2 separate regions of the Mus musculus genome follow, and region 1 is linked to region 2. The links are chromatin loops, found by intact Hi-C in ENCODE. Cell type or tissue: left cerebral cortex. All regions are shown on one strand. Each heading gives the region's core, and the rest is flanking DNA. Links, peaks and the distances in the headings are about the cores only.

Region 1 (10,541 bases), core at 1,264-9,263, 260 kb before region 2:
GTTCCTTCTGCCGCATATGCCATATAATCTTATTTTTGTTTTGTAACTTACAGACATACATTGTTTGATTCTTGTATCTGAAAAATAAAATAAAAAATTGAAGAAATGCCTTGTAACCTATGAAGATGCTACCTCTATCCATATTCCCTTTTAGCATGTTCATGTGCATCTGTGAAGTCTTAACACAATGTGGCATTTTAGTTCAGTTCAGTGCTCTGGACAACCAGAACATAAACTCAAGATGTCAGAATGTTTCAACATCACTCATTTCAACTATACCCCATGTGCTTTCTATCAGTTCACTGTAACAGTTATCAAGCCTTCTTTTGTTAAATTAGAGGAAATGGACTTTCTCAATCCATGCTGTCATCAAGTATCACATACATAGCATATCCACATATACCACTCACACAAAGCAGACATATACACTCATGTTGTCATCAAGTATCACATACATAGCATATCCACATATACCACTCACACAAAGCAGTCATATACACTCAAACTCACACAACACACATCTTACACGCACAACACATATACACACACAAACTCACACCACATACCATACACATCATATATACAAAACACACATATGCATACAAACTCACACAACACGCATACACACACAAAGTCACATTATACACCACACACATCATACACACACAACATACATATACACACAAACTCACACTAGACACTATACCCAACACACAGAGCTATTATTTTGCAAAATATAAGTGATACATGGATGATCACACTCATTCCTGTTTTAGATGACTTAAATTCAACTTTACTATAAATACGTATTTCAAAGTAGAAAGTAGCACTAGTAACCAGATGAAAAGATTTTTATTTATTTATTTATTTATTTTTACTTTTTTTACTAGGTATTTAGCTCATTTACATTTCCAATGCTATACCAAAAGTCCCCCATAACCACACACCCCCACTCCCATACCCACCCACTCCCCCTTTTTGGCTCTGGCGTTCCCCTGTACTGGGGCATATAAAGTTTGCCTGTCCAATGGGCCTCTCTTTCCAGTGATGGCCGACTAGGCCATCTTTTGATACATATGCAGCTAGAGTCAAGAGCTCCGGAGTACTGGTTAGTTCATAATGTTGTTCCACCTATAGGGTTGCAGATCCCTTTAGCTCCTTGGGTTCTTTCTCTAGCTCCTCCATTGGGAGCCCTGTGATCCATCCATTAGCTGACTGTGAGTATCCACTTCTGTGTTTGCTAGGCCCCGGCATAGTCTCACAAGAGACAGCTACATCTGGGTCCTATCGATAAAATCTTGCTAGTGTATGCAATGGTGTCAGCGTTTGGATGCTGATTATGGGGTGGATCCCTGGATATGGCAGTCTCTACATGGTCCATCCTTTCATCTCAGCTCCAAACTTTGTCTCTGTAACTCCTTCCATGGGTGCTTTGTTCCCAATTCTAAGGAGGGGCATAGTGTCCACACTTCAGTCTTCATTCTTCTTGAGTTTCATGTGTTTAGCAAATTGTATCTTATATCTTGGGAATCCTAGGTTTGGTGCTAATATCCACTTATCAGTGAGTACATATTGTGTGAGTTCCTTTGTGAATGTGTTACCTCACTCAGGATGATGCCCTCCAGGTCCATCCATTTGGCTAGGAATTTCATAAATTCATTCTTTTTAATAGCTGAGTAGTACTCCATTGTGTAGATGTACCACATTTTCTGTATCCATTCCTCTGTTGAGGGGCATCTGGGTTCCTTCCAGCTTCTGGCTATTATAAATAAGGCTGCTATGAACATAGAGGAGCATGTGTCCTTCTTACCAGTTGGGGCATCTTCTGGATATATGCCCAGGAGAGGTATTGCTGGATCCTCCGGTAGTACTATGTCCAATTTTCTGAGGAACCGCCAGACTGATTTCCAGAGTGGTTGTACAAGCCTGCAATCCCACCAACAATGGAGGAGTGTTCCTCTTTCTCCACATCCACGCCAGCATCTGCTGTCACCTGAATTTTTGATCTTAGCCATTCTGACTGGTGTGAGGTGGAATCTCAGGGTTGTTTTGATTTGCATTTCCCTGATGATTAAGGATGTTGAACATTTTTTCAGGTGCTTCTCTGCCATTCGGTATTCCTCAGGTGAGAATTCTTTGTTCAGTTCTGAGTCCCATTTTTTAATGGGGTTATTCGATTTTCTGAAGTCCACCTTCTTGAGTTCTTTATATATGTTGGATATTAGTCCCCTATCTGATTTAGGATAGGTAAAGATCCTTTCCCAATCTGTTGGTGGTCTTTTTGTCTTATTGACGGTGTCTTTTGCCTTGCAGAAACTTTGGAGTTTCATTAGGTCCCATTTGTTAATTCTCAATCTTACAGCACAAGCCATTGCTGTTCTGTTCAGGAATTTTTCCCCTGTGCCCATATCTTCAAGGCTTTTCCCCACTTTCTCCTCTATAAGTTTCAGTATCTCTGGTTTTATGTGAAGTTCCTTGATCCACTTAGATTTGACCTTAGTACAAGGAGATAAGTATGGATCGATTCGCATTCTTCTACATGATAACAACCAGTTGTGCCAGCACCAATTGTTGAAAATGCTGTCTTTCATCCACTGGATGGTTTTAGCTCCCTTGTCAAAGATCAAGTGACCATAGGTGTGTGGGTTCATTTCTGGGTCTTCAATTCTATTCCATTGGTCTACTTGTCTGTCTCTATACCAGTACCATGCAGTTTTTATCACAATTGCTCTGTAGTAAAGCTTTAGGTCAGGCATGGTGATTCCACCAGAGGTTCTTTTATCCTTGAGAAGACTTTTTGCAATCCTAGGTTTTTTGTTATTCCAGATGAATTTGCAAATTGCTCCTTCTAATTCGTTGAAGAATTGAGTTGGAATTTTGATGGGGATTGCATTGAATCTGTAGATTGCTTTTGGCAAGATAGCCATTTTTACAATGTTGATCCTGCCAATCCATGAGCATGGGAGATCTTTCCATCTTCTGAGATCTTCTTTAATTTCTTTCTTCAGAGATTTGAAGTTTTTATCATACAGATCTTTCACCTCCTTAGTTAGAGTCATGCCAAGATATTTTATATTATTTGTGACTATTGAGAAGGGTGTTGTTTCCCTAATTTCTTTCTCAGCCTGTTTATTCTTTGTATAGAGAAAGGCCATTGACTTGTTTGAGTTTATTTTATATCCAGCTACTTCACTGAAGCTGTTTATCAGGTTTAGGAGTTCTCTGGTAGAATTTTTAGGGTCACTTATATATACTATCATATCATCTGCAAAAAGTGATATTTTGACTTCCTCTTTTCCAATTTGTATCCCCTTGATCTCCTTTTGTTGTCGAATTGCTCTGGCTAATACTTCAAGTACTATGTTGAAAAGGTAGGGAGAAAGTGGGCAGCCTTGTCTAGACCCTGATTTTAGTGGGATTGCTTCCAGCTTCTCTCCATTTACTTTGATGTTGGCTACTGGTTTGCTGTAGATTGCTTTTATCATGTTTAAGTATGGGCCTTGAATTCCTGATCTTTCCAAAACTTTTATCATGAATGGGTGTTGAATCTTGTCAAATGCTTTTTCTGTACCTAATGAGATGATCATGTGGTTTTTCTCTTAGAGTTTGTTTATATAATGGATTACATTGATGGATTTTCGTATATTAAACCATCCCTGCATTCCTGGATTAAAACCTACTTGGTCAGGATGGATGATTGCTTTAATGTGTTCTTGGATTCGGTTAGCAAAAATTTTATTGAGGATTTTTGCATCGATATTCATAAGAGAAATTGGTCTGAAGTTCTCTATCTTTGTTGGGTCTTTCTGTGGTTTAGGTATCAGAGTAATAGTGGCTTCATAAAATGAGTTGGGTAGAGTACCTTCTACTTCTATTTTGTGAAATAGTTTGTGCAGAACTGGAATTAGATCTTCTTTGAAGGTCTGATAGAACTCTGCACTAAACCCGTCTGGTCCTGGGCTTTTTTTGGCTGGGAGACTATTGATATCTGCTTCTATTTCTTTAGGTGATATGGGACTGTTTAGATGGTCAACTTGATCCTGATTCAACTTTCGTACCTGGTATCTGTCCAGAAATTTGTCCATTTCGTCCAGGTTTTCCAGTTTTGTTGAGTATAGCCTTTTGTAGAAGGATCTGATGGTATTTTGGATTTCTTCAGGATCTGTTGTTATGTCTCCCTTTTCATTTCTGATTTTGTTAATTAGGATTTTGTTCCTGTGCCCTTTAGTGAGTCTAGCTAAGGGTTTATCTATCTTGTTGATTTTTTGAAAGAACCAACTTCTCGTTTGGTTAATTCTTTGAATAGTTCTTCTTGTTTCCACTTGGTTGATTTCACCCCTGAGTTTGATTATTTCCTGCCGTCTACTCCTCTTGGGTGAATTTGCTTCCTTTTTTTCTAGAGCTTTTAGATGTGTTGTCAAGCTGCTAGTATGTGCTCTCTCCCGCTTCTTCTTGGAGGCACTCACTAGAGGTCTTAGGATCCCTTGTGGAATCCTGTGTGGGCCCTTGTGGGTGTCAGGCGACTCTGCTGGCAAGGTAACCCGGGGCTCGAGTGGAGCGGAAGGGGCTTGTGCCCCAGGTCAGGCCCGGGTAGTCTGCCTCCCTATGTACCGCAGTCTCAGGTTCCCGAAAAGATTTTTATATAATTATAAATTTTGCTAATGTATTTGTAGCTATGCCAAACTTCAATCGTTTCTAAAATGTATTTTATAGAATCCAAGGAATAAATTAGAAGAGTCTTCAACACATGGTCTAATCTCTTAGCTTCAGCGTGGTATCAAACTCAACAACTTTCATTTCTCACAAAGCAAACCCTTTTTCTCCCGTGACATCCCATTCCCCAATGTTCACTGTATTAAAGTCTATCATGTCCATTCCTGAGAGCTCTGATGTGAGACTGTCTTAAATAGCAGTCAGCAGTTGTAAATTTAAGCATGCCAGAGGATGGCAGCAGAGCATTGTTCAATCTCCACAGGTCTGGTGGGTAGAGAGCAGCTGGTGTGGGAATTTGAATCTGGAGAACATTAGGAGCCAAGTGTGTCCCAAAGGAAGATATGACTGAGGAATCTGAGAGTTCCTCCAGCCTGCTCTTCCCTATCCCGGGGAGGTGTGAGAGCCACCAATTATTAAGCAGTTCCTGTGCACTTCCCATGGGTCATCTCATAGAATTTAGTAATCTCATCAACACTGTATGGTGGCATCCTCATTAATAGAAACCTTGATGTTTGTAAAGATGTGCTCATTTATCCAGATATGACTAGACACAGAGCCTCCCTCCAAGCCCACTTTTCTCTGGCTCTAAGAACCATGGGTTTCATTTTAAATCCTATGTGTTTTGACCTTCATTTCTTTATCCTTTTCTTCATATTTCTTATTTTACCCTCTTGCCTTTCTGAAAAGCCAAATAATTTATTTCACCTGAAATAACACAACCCCTAAGTGTATATATTTTGGAAAATGCAAGAACAGAGGTGTTTTGCTTTATTCACGAAATTTTAATAATTTCAAATGTTCACCAACAAATGCACAAATAAGTTGTGGCATATCCATCCAGTGCAATACAACTCAGGAATAGAAAAAAATGTGAAAGAATGGAGTTCTAATATATGCAGAGTGTTGGAGAATCTCAAAATAATTATGCCAAGTGAAAGAAGGCAGACACAAAACACACACACACACACTGTGTAACTCCAAACCTTATGAAGGAAAACAAAATAAAACAAAACAAACAAAAAGCAACCTGTTCACTTTAGAGCAAATGGTTTCCCCATTCTTTCAAGATTTCTGCTCGAGTTTACTCTCCCTGCTGTATAAAGAAGAGCAATACAGAGGTAACGTTGATCTTTGAAATAGGAATATATGTGGGTACATGGGGAGGGGACATAAATTTGCTTCACAAAACCTGGATGCAGAAAAGGTTTTATTTTTTCTATTATGTGCCATCTAGCACCCAGCCTGCTCCAACTAAAGCATTTAGAATCCCAATGTGTAAGAGTCTGCAGTACTTTTCAGCCCAAAGGATGTGTGATGGTTAACCTCTTAGCAATTTGATGCAACGTCAGGTCACCATGGAAACACACTTCTAAGTTTGTCTATGAAGGAGGTCCCTGGAATATTTAATAGAGAGAATGTAAATTGTACCATCATATGGGTGGGGGTCCTAGGCCAAATAAACAGGAGAAGGTGAGTGGGCACCTCGGAGGGAATTTTCAAATCCTTACATCTATAGGTAAAAGTACCTGAGTACAATTTGAGACCTATAGGATGCAAAGATTGTGAAGACTGAAATTGGTACATTAAAAGAAGAAAATATCAAAGTTTTACATGAAAACAGGGCTAATAAAATCTCCTTGCTAATGACACTGGAGCCTGGAACAAAAAAAAAATGTCTTGGTAGTACTTTGTGTACTATAGGATTTTCTTCCTCCCAAGACTTTGGACCTTGGAGCTGAGTAGGGTTGTTGTGTTGGAATCATGGCTTGCAACCTGACAGACCACACCAGGACAGTGCAGTTCCATGTGGCAGAGGTTTATTGGAGGACAGAATGGAGACAAAAGGAGAAAAGAGAGAAAGAAGGGAAGAGGGGCAAAGGTCAGGAAGAGTATGTCTTTTATTTAGGCTGTGACATAACCCCTAACGGGTAAGGGTAAGGGTGGGAAGTGGGCTCTAGGAATGTATGTGATTGCCATGACAGCAGATGTGCAGGTCTCTGTTGACTACGAGTGCTGTCACTGAGTTCAGAGACAATCTGCCAAATCGATTCCTGATACCAACAAGGGTGGCCTCTTGTTCTTATTTTGGAATGATAGTGTTGACAGGGTGTGTTCTGTGGCCATCAGAAGCTGCCTTTCAAACACTTGGGGAAAGTCTACAAACAGCCCAAGAAAGCAAGTCAACAAATACTGGAGGAGTCAGGGCAAGACTGGATCTACTCCATCCCTCCACAGGGACCAATACCCTTGATTTTGCTAACTTAGTTAAACATGTGCTCCTGTCTCTTCCAGAATAAAGTCTTAATTCATATGTTTCCTATAATTCCCATGAAGTGTCTGCATATGACACAACCACTATTGGTTTATCTGCTGAGCACCTGAGGGATGATGTCATTTTAAATCTCAAACTGGTTTCTTGCGGTGATGTTTTCCTTTTGTGCATTTGATTAGATTACTGCTGAGGGAATATTGTACAAATACAGTAACATAGTATAGTTTGAAGATTTCACACAAAGATATTTTCAGACAAAATAATTCAGCAATAGCGAAAAAGGTTTTGTTTGTTCTGGGCACTCTATGCACATTATGGTCAGCACATGGAGTTGGGTCACTGACCACATGTCCATCGGGACCTCCAGAGATCTTTGATGAAAATCTGGTTATATCCACTGTATTTTACTAACTCTATAGTTACAATGAATGTCAAGATAAGTCTTTGTCTCCCGGGTCATCTTATTCTGAAGGAGTACAAACTATCCAGCGGGATCTGCAGGACTCTATCCCAGCAGGAGAGGCCAAAGAGTTGCAGCTCTCTGAGGGGGTGGGGGGAACAGAACAAGATGGGCTGCAGGGCCTCTTCTGCAGCCACCACTGCCCCAGTGGCAGGAGATAATAATCAGTCATCGGCAAGTGGCTAGGTGCAGGTGGCTAGGAGCAGGTGGCTAGGACCCAAGGAGTCAACATCATGTCTTCTTATATTCTACACCATTATGTTCATAGTGAAAAACAGACAATGATGTCTACTTTTCCCCCACACCCTTTCCTTTCCTTGCACAAAAATTAGGAACTTTTGCCTGGGTGTTATTATATGGACAATCACGGTGACACTAATTACCAAATTATCTATCTTAACAAGCTTACTCCAAGATCCTACTGTGTGTTTTACATTGTGCCAGGCATTTGGCTAGACAGGGCTAAATGTGAATTCCAACAGGACAGCAAGAATATTTAGTGGATGTGGAGCACATTTTGCAATGATGATCCAGTGTGCAGTACAGCAGTTCTTGGGCCACTTCCTATCATTATCAAGTGTTGGTTATAGCAGCGTAACGCTATATGCTTTATTCTATATCCTGTGCTTTAATGTGATGAACAATTGACTCATTACAGCTTCATCACAGACTGGTGAGTTATGCTTTTATACCACATGTAACCCTGGCTACAGAATCATCATGCAACCACTGTCTTATATATGCTCTACCATTGACCAAAATCTATGTGAAATAAAACTTTACTTCTTTGTTTTGGTCTTTGTATTAAAGAAAGAATAATCGGAAGAAATTCTGTGGGCTAATTAAGATCTCAGTGGGATCTAACTTAGTGGTAGACCCTTCCTTAGTGTGTGAGAAGCCTTGGATTCAATACAGAATATATATATTTTAAAATCTCATGATTCTAGCTTAAGTAATATTTGATGTGATCAATTGTGATCATCACTAGGTATTCTTTTTTTTTTCCATTTTTTATTAGGTATTTAGCTCATTTACATTTCCAATGCTATACCAAAAGTATCACTAGGTATTCTTGAGTGGTAGTCAAGATATGTAAGAAAATGATATTTAAAACATATATATATAGATATGTCCATATAATTATTTAGATATGATTTTAATATTGTACTTTTTGAAACTAGGAAGCACACTTAAGTCATTTTTCTACTGTTCTTAGTCATAGATTATCCTTGACATTTGATTCTAACACATCCTGGATTTCCTTCTTCCTTCAAACACATAGCTGTCAGGCTTCAGACAGCTGTGCACAGAGCTGATGTTTGCCAAAGGCTTTGAGTCTTGGCTAGAGCATTATACACAGATGTGGGCATTACTTTTAGTCTCTAGAAAAGGAGAGGAAGGCAGCTCATCTCTACAGGCAGCTGAGGTTTCCAAGAGAATAAGTAGGAGGTAAATGATCCCACTAGGGGGAAGAACTGTGCTCTGACTCTCCACCCAGCTTTCTGAGTTACTCCCCACATGCTCTAGTGTGAGCCATGATCCCCCAACAGTCACTGGGTTACCAGGGCCCAGCCAGCATCTGGCAAATACACATCCAGATAGCTTTTGTTGTTACATATAAGTCTCTGGTGAAGGACACTGAGGCCATAAGAGGTGTTCCTCCTGGACTACATCCAGACAGTGTTGTCCAGCTTGTGTAACCAGCAAAGGTGTGCCAATCAGGGTTCTGACATAATTCAGCCTGCTTCATATTCTGGAACTACCAAAGTATCAACATTAGAAACTGTGTATAGGTCTGATTTTAGTTCAAATTTTTAAAAAATGTCTCCGTAAACTATTGTCTACCACCAAATCAAATCCAGGAAAAAATAAATTTCAGCAGGTACACGTGGCTTATGCTTCCTAGAAGCTGAAGTGTGTGTGTGTGGGGGGGGGGGGGGTAAACATTAAATTTAATTTTTAAAAAATTAAAATGTCAGCCGGGCGTGGTGGCGCATGCCTTTAATCCCAGCACTAGGGAGGGAGAGGCAGGCAGATTTCTGAGTTCGAGGCTGGCCTGGTCTACAATGTGAGTTTGAGGACAGCCAGGGCTATACAGAGAAACCCTGTCTCAAAAAATAAATAAATAAAATAAAATAAAATGTCAAAATGTCAAAATTTCAAAATTTTCAAAAGAATGAATATTTACATTTCAAGAGCCATCTAGCAAAGGCTAAAAGCTAGCGATGATCTTCTAGAGATGCTTTACAGTGGAACTAAACTAAAAGAGCCTCTGAGAGGCAAAGCCCAGCAGACTATCTCAGGAAATGCTTCCTGCAGCTGATATTCCTTTCCTGTCCTTATAAAATTAATATTATATAATTCTTGGGCATTAGTCCACCCTATTGGCTATTTCTGCAGATCAAACAAGATATACTATCTTGTAGTAATACTATGTAGACAAATCGATGATTTCTTAATTCTTAATGATGATCCCATGAGAATTCCTAAAATTATACTAGTTATTATTAAGCTTTTTATAATAGGACTACTATTAAAGCCCCTCTAATATGAAAATTGCATTAGAACTCTTCCAGTCTTCATGTGTCATGAGTTTATTGTTTCTGAGGTAGAAAGTGGGCATTTGCAACTTAGGGACACATTCCTCGAAGCTATAAAAAGGGCCATAAAGGGGAACCAATAATTTAATGAAGGTCCAAGGACGGAAGATAAAATATTGACTGGGTATATCTAAACAAAACTTCAATGCTCACTTAGTCACAAGAACTATATTTTTTTTAATTTTCAGTGAACCCGTGGAGCTAGTGGAGGAAAATAAATGTCCCTACTCTTAATGGAAACATATGAACATCTCTGTTGTAAACGTCTTATTCAATTTATGATTTGAATTTGTGTTTCAACTTTTAGTGAACTTTTCTTTCTTAAGCAAAGGATGCTTGGGAAAAAAACATGTGATGTATGCTAAAAAAGAAAAAAAATGTACAAAAGACCATTCTGTGTGGGTTTCTCCTCAGTGTACTGGGCAATTACCAAGGGGTCTTGGAAAAGGGGTCAGGTTGATGGTAGGACTCCAAGCTGTTCTGCAGTCACATGAAG
Region 2 (10,541 bases), core at 993-8,992:
TGGCCTGTCATACACTGATATTTAAGATTGGTCCTGGACAAATGAACACACAAAAAGTATGAACTGCTCAAACATCTTGTCCGAGCTACTTCCTTCTCGGGACTTCTGTGACTGGTGGGAGTGGGTCAGGGTGGGCATTGTTTCATACTTGGAGGAAGAGGTTAACCACTTTGTGTTTAGATTCTTTGTCTCTAAAGATAGACTAATAGCTTTCCTTATAAAATAGAGGATTCCTTGGGATAGGGTCTTTAGAATCAATTATTAGCACAACAAGAGCTTAACAGTTGTTAAACATTGTTGTTTAATTTACTATTATGATGACAATGAATATGATGTGATAATAATTGTGATGAAATAGATTAAATATCAAGATAACTAATTGTTATTTTAAAAACGAATGTGACGTGGGTTAATTTAGTAAATAATATCAACATTCCATAGAGCAGCTTCAGCCGTTTTGGTCCATGATTTACATATGAAATAAACTCTAGGTCTTTTTGCTTTCCTTTACATATGTAACATAAGTCTCTCCATTAACAAATTTGCTTTGATGAAAAAGAAAAAGTGCATTCCAGTGTTCATTTTCTTAGATAGCAAATTGTAAATTGCTGTCTCTACCCTCAGCTTAAAGAGAAAAAAAAAATTAGTCCTCAGAGGAAGAAGCCATGCTGTCTCAGGAATAAAGTGGTCATCACTTGCCCTGATGTTCAGCAAGAATCCCTTTTTCTCCTGGGGAATCATATGTAAGCATTCTTGTTCTCCCATCACGGGGCAGGAAATTCAATCTCACCATTAGAAGATTCCCGTCTTTTTCTCCAGGACAGCAAAAGAGTCTGGGAGGTTTACACGCCCTGGTAGCCTCCAGTCTGTCTTGACCCCAGTGAATAGGTCAGTGGCCATCAACTGGTCCTTTTGGAATAGGCAGCAGCAGCTCCTGGTGCATGTTTTATGCCCAGGACTATATAAAGAGCAGAAAGCCCAGAATTAGGATCCTGCCTCACTGAGGGCTACACACACACAAGCACGAAAGCATGCACGCTCACAGGCGCACACCAGAAACTACACCACACTAGAAGTAGTCCTGCTTGCTAGAAGGAACAGCTGGCCTCTGTTTCTTAAGTCTTAAGGAGCCCTCTTCTGCCTTCTGTTTTAGGGAGACTCTCCTCCCCATCCACTCTAACAGCTCAACAGTCTTTCCAGAGAGCATAGGCTTTAGAGAGGAGTGGGCATCCGGTGCTGGAAGATAAGTCATCTGCGCATAGCTTCTGCTTTGATGTCTCAGCAAACACAAATGCCTGCCTCCCTTCCTGAAGAATGGATGGGGTTAAAGACCACACCGTGAACAAAGCACGGCTTATCTCTCAGAGTGCCCTCCTGAGCCAGGTACGAATGCTCTTCTTGAGCTATGTAGGAGTAAAGCACCTTAGCCAGGGGAAATACTGTGTGTGGCCACACAAGCAAAAATAACCAGGTGTTCTCCACTGTCACTGGAGAGCAAGCTGCAGTCTAGGGCAAAACTCTGTAGATCCATACTGTCCCAATGTTGTCTGCTGATGGAAGAGGCTCCTGGGGGCTCTGAGGCTCTCCCGGACTGTCTCCATAAAGGGTGTACTCTCAAGAGGGATGAAAGGAAAGTGTGGTAAAGCAGGCACGGTTCCCCTTGGGAAAGTAGGTCATGCTGAGTGGGTTTTAAACCATGAGGAAGCATAGGCTTGTCCTAATGCTAATAAGAATGTTTATCAGGGCTGGAGAGATGGCTTGGTGGTTTAAGAGCACTGACTACTCTTCCAGAGGACTCAGGTTCAAATCCCAGCACCCACATGGCAGCTCAAACTGTCTTTAACTCCAAGATCCGAAACTCTCACACAGACATACGTGCACACAAAACACTGACACACATAAAATATAACTATAAAAAAATTCACAAAGCACAAAAATAACAACAACAAAAAGAACTCTCAACAACTTTCCTGATCCAGCCACCATCAAGGTCTGGTTCCTCACTTTTCTTCTTCTTCTTCTTCTTCTTCTTCTTCTTCTTCTTCTTCTTCTTCTTCCTTCCTTCCTTCCTTCTTCCTTCTTCCTTCTTCCTTCTTCTTCCTTCTTCTTCTACTTTTCTTCTTCTTTTTAAAGATTCATTTATTTATTTCATGTATTTGAGTACAGTATCACTGTCTTCAAACACACCACAAGACAGCATCAGATTCCTTTACAGATGGTTGTGAGCCACCATGTGGTTTCTGGGAATTGAACTCAGGACCTCTGGAAGAGCAGTCAGTGCTTTCAACCGCTGAGCCATCTCTCCAGTCAGGTTCCTTCCTTCTAATGTGTGTGAACATGCTTCCATGCTTGCCCTCAGGAGTCCACACCCAACTAAAGAACTAGCTAGCTTATATTCTTCAGCTGATTATTTATACCATAAAATCTGATGCTATTAAGACAAACAAGGAAGGAAGATGCAGGGGAGAGTCGTGGGTAGTTCCAAAGCCTAAGTGAGTGGATCCAGAGCTAAATGAGTAGATGTAACAAAGGCAATGATTGGCTAGAGCATCTCAACCGAGGGGAGGGGCTCTGGTGGTTGGACACATAGTCCTGTCACATTTGACACCTTAAAGCATTGGTCCTCAACAGGTGGGTCGTGACCCCCAAAAGATCATCAGAAAACATAGGTGTTTACGATTTGCAACAGTGGCAAAATGACATTTATGAACTAGCCATGAAAATAATTTTATGGTTGGGGGGTATGGGGTCACCACAACATGACGAACTGTAATCAAGGAGTGGCAGCATCAGGAAGGTTGAGAGCCTTGGAAAACCGCATAAGTATAAGCACCAAGTGATAACTGAGCCAAATCCAACCCCACAGCTTCATCATCCACTGCAGATGGCAGCCAAAAAGGCCTGAGGTGGTTGACCCATGCTAAAGAAAGATATTAGCTTCATCAGTGTCTAAATGCATGTGAATTCAATACTAAATATGTTTTTCTGCTATATGGTTTTCTTTAAACCACTCATTAAAATGACTACATTGTATCTATTGGTAAGCATGCACTCACGGGCACTCTCAGTCCTTGCTCCATCCTTATTTTGAGCTTTAACTCAGATGTACAGAAAGCAGAGGCAGATTGAGAACTCAAGAATGGTTCTCTCCCAAGTTTGGGCCAAAACTGTAACTATATTGTATGTGTGTGTGTGTGTGTGTGTGTGTGTGTGTGTGTGTGTGTGTGTGTGTGTGTATTACATCCTATCACAGTTTCCCCTGACAATTTCCCCTTCCCACTTACTCGCCTCCCCTCCTCCCCTCTTCCTCCATTTCTCCTCAGAAAATGGCAGGTCTCCCATGGCTATCGACCAGCCTTGGCACATCAAGTTGCAGTAGGACTAGGGACCTCCTCTCCTATTGAGGCTAGACAAGATAGCCCAGTAGGGGGAAAGGGTCCCAAAGGCAGGCAGCACAGACAGACACAGCTCCTGCTGTCAGGAGTCCCACAAGCAGACCAAGCTACGCAACAGTAACATATGTGCAGAGGGCCTAGATCCTGTGCAGGCTTCCTGGTTGGTGGTTCAGTCTCTGAGAGCCCCCTACAGGCCCAGGTTAGTTGGTTCTGTGGGTTTTCTTATGGAGCCATTGTCCCCTCTGGCTCCTACAAAACCGTCTTTCACAGGATTCCCCAAGCTCCACCTAATGTTTGGCTGTGGTCCTCCGTATCTGTCTTCATCAGTTGCTGGGTGAAGCCTCCCTGATGTCAGTTGGGTTAAGTTATCAATGTGTGAGTGTGGCAGCATATCATTAGGAATCATTTCATTGACTGTTATTTTTTCTTTTGCCATTTGTGTGTTTGGTTCTGCCCTAGGTCTCTGGGCATTCCTGGTCCTCCTAGCAGTGTTGGGGTAGGCTCCCTCTCATGAAATGGGTCTCAAGTTGGACCAGTCATTGGTTGGCCATTCCCACATTTTCTGAGCCACCTTTACCCCAGATTATCTTGTATGCAGGACAATTTCTAGGTCAAAGGTTTTGTGGCTGGGCTGGTGTCCCAATCCCTCCATTGAAAGTCCTTCCTGGTTCTGGGAGATGGCCACTTCAGGCTCTGTGTCCCCCATTGCTAGTGAGTACTTAGATGCAGAACTGGTCCTTATGGCTTAGGGCTCTGGAAACAGTCCAAAGATATGAAATGCTAAACTATAGGTGTGTCTTAGTTAGGGTTTTACTGTTGTGAACAGACACCATGACCAAGACAACTCTTATAAAGGACAACATTTAATTGGGGCTGGCTTACAGGTTCAGAGTCCATTATCATCAAGATGGGAACATGGCAGCATCCAGGCAGGCATGGTGCAGGAGAAGCTGAGAGTTTTTACATCTTCATCTGAAGGCTGCTAGGAGAATACTGGCTTCCAGGAAGCTAGGAAGAGGGTCTTAAGCCCATGCACACAATGACACACCTACTCCACCAGGCCCACACCTCCTCATAGTACCCCTTCCCTGGATCAAGAATATACAAACCATCATAAGGAGAATCAGTTCTGACCCTGACTTTGCAGCCAGTTTGCCCCTGTGATTCTCTACAATGACTCTACCATCCAGCCATCTTGGGCTTTGGTTTTGTTCTTGTAGAATATTGGTGGTGAGGGGCTTAGCTGTCACACACAAGCTTTATGTAGCAAAGAGATAGCTCCTCCAGACTCCATTTCCCTACTTTTAGCTCCTGGCTCTTGCTAGTTGCTAATACTTTCTTTCCTAGACCCCCAGGTCTTTTGACCTCCCTGGGTAAATGTTTTCTTATACTACATTTCACCATACAAAAAAAAAAAAAAAAAGTGCATGTGTCAGATGATTCTATTGAGGGCAAGCTGCCCAAGACCAGTCTTAGGAATTCTCAGTTTCATGTAATTATTCTCTGCCATCAAAGACATTCATTCAACTGAGTGCTCAAGGTGGTTAAGTTCATAGAGCTTTGCAAAAGTTGTTGAAAGAGGGCCAGTGGGCTGGTTCAGCGGGTCAAGGCACTTGCTGTTAAACCTGAGACCTGAGTTTGATAATCCTGAACTCACGTGGTAGCTGGGGAGAACTGAATCCTACAAGTTGTCCTTAACCTCTCTATATGTGCTTTTTATTTACACCAGGTTTAGAAAGAAAAGAAAAAAAAGACAATCTTCAGAATGACAGCTTACTCTCTAGCCCTAGCTACAGCACTGAGCACTTAAATTGCCTACAGCGGTAAGAACAGTAAAGGTTGGGTGTGTGACTTGGGCGCCCTCTAATGGATAATGTATTACACTGCAGGTCCTCCTGGACACGATTCTTTTAAAGGAGCGTTAACTTTAGATACTAATTTTCCTTACATTTAAATTAAAATAGTGAGTTCTACATATATTCCAAACTCTGTACCAGCCGGAGGTGGGTATCATTCAGCAACTCCGCCCTTCCACAGAGAGCTCGCCCTTCCTCAGGCAGCTCCGCCCTTCCCCAAGCAGCTCCGCCCTTCTACAGACAGCTCCGCCCTTCCCCAAGCAGCTCCGCCCTTCTACAGACAGCTCCGCCCTTCCCCAAGCAGCTCCGCCCTTCCACAGACAGCTCCCAAGGGGGAGATCTAGCGCAGCCCACAGGCTGGAGGCGCTCCAGGTGGATTTGTTGATGCTCGATGCAGAGCTAGCACCCAGCCAGGACCCAGTGATTGTGCTGAGCACCGAGCACCGTTGAGAGACTTACATGGATGCCCTTTACATCAATCACACACTGGCAGGGCGCGGACCTACCCCTAACTTTCCAGTCAGCTCAGAGCTTGTGAGAAACACAAACCTTGATCCTTTCCTCTGGAGACTGAAGCAGTGCAACTGAACCTGGACCATGAGCTTCTGAAGAGAAGATGCGCCGCAACCCACCGTCCACTGACTGACCTCTGCTTCCGAGTTAAGTCACCACAGGGGCCAGGTACAAACAGCTAACGACAGTGAAACCAAACCACAGTCACCTCCTACAAAGAGAGGGGGTTCAGGAGAGGCCTTGTGCTGTGTGGGCTGCAAAGGCCCTGAAGTGAAGGTCATTAAATAAGAAAGTGAGTGTAACCTTGCGAGAGTTCCAGGGGTGTGGCTGCCTGCTCCGCCCCCTTTATTTTTTGCTCCGCCCTAAGGCATAGACTCTCAACCTGTGGGTGGAGACCCCCTTTGGGAGCCAACCCCGATTTACACAGGGATTGCACATCAGACGACCTGCCTATCTGATATTTACATTATGAGATTCATAACAACAGCAAAATTATTTATGAAGTAGCAATCAAAATAAATTTTGGTTGGGGTCACCACAACATGAGGAACTCATACTAAGGAGTCACAGCATTAGGAAGGTTGAGGACCACTGGTCTGAGGTTTCGTTCCTCTTGTGTGAAGGCACATATTCCTCCACTTCTGTACCACTCTGTCATTCCACTATTGCTTGTCAGCTTTCAACAAAGTAAGTTAAGGAGGCCTTGTCTGTGACCGACAGATACCTTCTGCTGAAGCCCCTGGCAGGCAGAGGTTGTTACAGGCAATGGTGTAATTGAGACTGGCACCGGTGGTTACAGGCAATCATTTCCGTGGTGGGTTTGGTTGGGTGGCCTGCAGCTATGCCTGACAGGGGTGGTTACAGGTAATGACGTTTGAAAGGACACTGGAACAAGCGTCAAGAAACTTGACTTTGGTCCCTCAATAACTGTGTGATTTCGTACAAATAACGGTTGTGGCTTCAGATTTCTTCCTCATCAAGATGGATGAGATGAAGGATCAGTCCCAGCTGCTTGGGAGGGTCCTTCAAGAGCCTTAAACAATACAGCTCACAGCCATCCAGAACTCCAGTTCCAGCAGATCCAGTGTCCTCTCCAGAGCTCTCCAAGCACCGTGTGGTACACATGCATGCAGTTCGGTTCCCAGCAAGAACACGGAAGTTCATAAGCATCTCAAACGGCAATCCCTGGGTAACTGATGCCCTCTTCTGGCAGCTACAGGCATTGCATGCATGTAGTACGGGGCGGGGGGGGGGGATGGAGGAGTCAAATTTCATGCACAAAAATAAATAATAGATAGATAGATCTTAAATAAAAGCCATAATGTATCATTTTCTTTTTAGCTTAAGTGGCATCACGAATAATACTTCTAGAAATGTCAGAATAATGGAGCTTAAAATTGTTTAATATTGCTCAATTAATTAACTTCATAATGAAACATTGTATAGGTGAATGAATTTCCTACAAATTATTAATCATCAGTCAAAATGTCGTTCTGATTAATTATATTATGCAGTATCATCTCGGGTGTTAATAAGAGTAGGTAACTGTTTTTCTTATCTAGGGATCATGAGAACTAGGTATAAGCGGTCATTTGTAAATGGTTAATAAATTCTCATGACTTCCTATTTCATATAGTTCTTGACTACAGTTAATGTGTCGGGCTCTCTTACCATATACATATTAAAATCTAAAAACCTGTTATACTTCCTGGAAGAATTGGAGATTGTAAGAGTAAAGTGATATTTTAATTGATTTTAATTTAATGTATTGTTTTCCTAAATATTAACTAAAATCATTCCTAGACACTCACCTGGTTTGCATGTGACTTCATACACATCAATCACATCACTGCCTGTTGTTTCTAAATGCTTTGTATCTGTTGAAAATTCTGCCGCTTAAGAAATTCATATTTGTCTGATATATATTTTGAACGTCTTAGAAATGCACATCTGCGTCACTGTTGAACTTATAATGCACCAATATTAAAAAGTTACCGTTTTAAAGGAAAGCAGACAGCGGAACATCGAGATGGTGCTCCAAGACATTGATTGGTTGAGTATGAGGCTGATTGGTGTTTAAAATATTTGTGGTCCTGGTCAAGGAGTCTGCAGCCACAGCCACAAGGAACAGGTCAGTGGGCTCTAAGATCCCTCTGGGGGTGTGAATTCGCCGCGTGTTTGTTGTTATTGGGTGACTCACTGGCCTGCTGTGCCCAGGACGGTCCTCTGTCCAGGAATTCTTCATTTTCAGCCACGATGTACACCAGTTCCACTGGCATTAGTACTAAAAGACAGAAAAGGAGTGCTCAGACTCTGAAATGTGAACTCACTGTGGGTTTTGAGTGAGAGTCCACAAGGCTGCTCAGTAAGCCAGCCAGTGTCTCCAACGCTGACCTCTGCGTATTTCCCTGGCCTTTACATGCATGATAATACCTCCCTCACACTGGATCCTCAAAGGCTATAAACCATCACCATCTTTTCTGTTCTTCAGCCTGACAACCTGAAAATGTACATCTGCTGACTGGGGGATTCAGTGACAGTGTGGTCCACACATTTCTTTTTTAATTATCTTTAATCTTTTTTTACAGCCCAGTCGCTATCCCCCCCCCCCCGCGCCCAGTCCACCCTCTGACAGTTCCTTGTCCCATTCCTCCTCCCCCCCAGCCCTGACACCAAGAGAATGTCCCCACACCCCCACCACACCACACCTCGCCCCACCAGGCCTCCCCACCCCCCGGGGCCTCAAGTTTCTCGAGGGTTAGGTACATCTTCTCTCACTGAAGCCAGACCAGGCAGTCCTCTGCTGTAGCCAATCATATCAGCTGGTCTATGCTGTCTGGTTGGTGACTCAGTGTTTGAGAGATCTCAAGGGTCTATGTTAGTTGAGACTGCTGGTCTTCCTATGGGGTTGCCCTCCTCCTCAGCTTCTTCCAGATGCACACATTTCTAAATGCATCTATCCACTCAAGTGTCTATGTGATCTCTACTTATCATCCTTCAAAGTGTATACCACAACCACTTAGCACCAAGTCACATTCTCTCCATACTCAGCATATACCCTAAAAATCAAAATGGAGCCCTGTGAACCGCCCCTCTATTGCCTACAGTCAAGAGCCATGGTTCTCCCTTTCTTTCTTTTTCTTTTCTCTTTTTTCCTTCCTTCCTTCCTTCCTTCCTTCCTTCCTTCCTTCCTTCCTTCCTTCCTTCTTTCTTTCTTTCTTTCTTTCTTTCTTTCTTTCTTTCTTTCTGTTGTTCGAGACAGGGTTTCTCTGTGTAGCCCTGGCTGTCCTGGAACTCATTCTGTAGACCAGGCTGGCTTCAAACTCAGAAATCTGCCTGCCTCTGCCTCCCAAGTGCTGGGATTAAAGGCGTGCACCACCATTACTTGGCGAGCTATTGTTCTCAACCTTCCTAACGATCCTTTAATACAGCTCCTTGTGTTGGGAGGACCCCCAGACCATAACATTATTTTCATTGCTACTTTAAGACTGTAATTTTGCTAGTTATGAGTTGTAACGTAAATATTTTTGGAGACAGAGGTTTGCTAAAGTCGTAGCGATCCACAGGCTGAGAACTCCTGTAGAGATATCAAGACTCTGATATCAAGATTCTGGGTTGTGTGTCAGTCATCTTCCTGCTGTGCTGACAAAATCCTAACACTTCTCAGTGGTCAGCGGGTCAGTGGATCAGTGGCCAATGGTCGGTGGGTCAGTGGGTCAGTGGTAAGTGGGTCAATGGGTTGGTGGTTGATTGGTTTTATGGTAGCAATGTTCTCCGTTTTTTCACAGACACAGCAAAAGGAGACCATGGACTTGTTGACTTATGATAAAGGCAATCTATATGGTTCAGTCTTAAATCACCTCAGCAGGAATTTGATGAGGAACGACAGCAAATGCACTTATATAAAGAAGACTTCTGAGACCTTGGTAAGGCTCTCTCCTCTACCTCCTGGGAATCCCTCTGTTCTGCATGCATCTATCAGCCCTGTGCCTTCCTCATTTCCATATTCACTGCCCCTCAGCCCAAGTACTCACCTTACACACACAGTAAGCACTTCCCATCCTAGGCAAGGTGAACTAAGCATTCAGGATTTACTTAAGTTTGGCATCAGATTTTAAGCCATGGACATCCAGGTGAGGACCATGACCACCTTTGTTCTGAATGTTAAAGCAGATACACTTTGATCTGAGGAGCAATCACGCTCAGTATAGAATGCCAGGTGATTTTTTTTTTCTTCCTCACAGCTGGGAAGAGTCCCCTGAATACTCTTTACTTTCCTGAGTAGTCATCTTTGAATGCAATTCCGACCAAGTTTTTCCTTTGTCCATTGAGTTTGTTTGCTCCTAGTGGAGACCCTCTAGTGTACCTGTTATTACTTTACCTAAATGAACAGAGATGAGGAGAGCATTATAAGCTAAGCTTTGGTCAGTGCAGAGCCCAGCTCACCCTTAGCATGGTCCTGTAAACAACGTAACTTTAAAATCTGCTCCTGTGGGAGTCTGCCCTCCAATTCACTCTCACTGAGGCACTGGTCTAGGCCCAACATGTGACAATGTTCAGGGTCTCTGCTATGATTCACCTTGTCCTCCTCCACAGACTTCCGGTGGACTTCCTTTTCCCAGGGAGGTACTGAACACTCTTGAATTCCTCCTTGGATATGTCCATCAAACACAAAGGAGGAGTTCACCATGCTTTCTGTATGAGACTGGAGGCAGGTCTATGCTCAACATGACTCTACTTACAGGTCTATCCACCTTTTTAAGTACCCAAGGATATG

The links. A loop is a pair of places that touch in the nucleus more often than their neighbours do. Peaks named below come from ENCODE experiments on the same cell type or tissue, not always from the same donor. Only the 100,000 strongest peaks of a DNase experiment are listed, where the experiment ranks them.
Region 1: it touches region 2 in a loop (7-fold over the local background); 5 of 42 quality-filtered maps call a loop at or near these places.

What each region holds. Positions count from the first base shown.
Region 1 is chr8:27,620,761-27,631,301 of GRCm38, reverse strand. No RefSeq gene overlaps it. Among named protein-coding and RNA genes, the nearest start is that of Gm1698, 43 kb to the right of the region's middle. In left cerebral cortex, for the core only: a CTCF peak has its summit at 4,946 (motif pointing right); a DNase peak (open chromatin) is centred at 4,952.
Region 2 is chr8:27,357,150-27,367,690 of GRCm38, reverse strand. No RefSeq gene overlaps it. Among named protein-coding and RNA genes, the nearest start is that of Chrnb3, 6.3 kb to the left of the region's middle. In left cerebral cortex, for the core only: CTCF peaks have their summits at 5,261 (motif pointing left) and 6,968 (motif pointing left); DNase peaks (open chromatin) are centred at 5,273 and 5,616; H3K4me3 peaks cover 191 bases.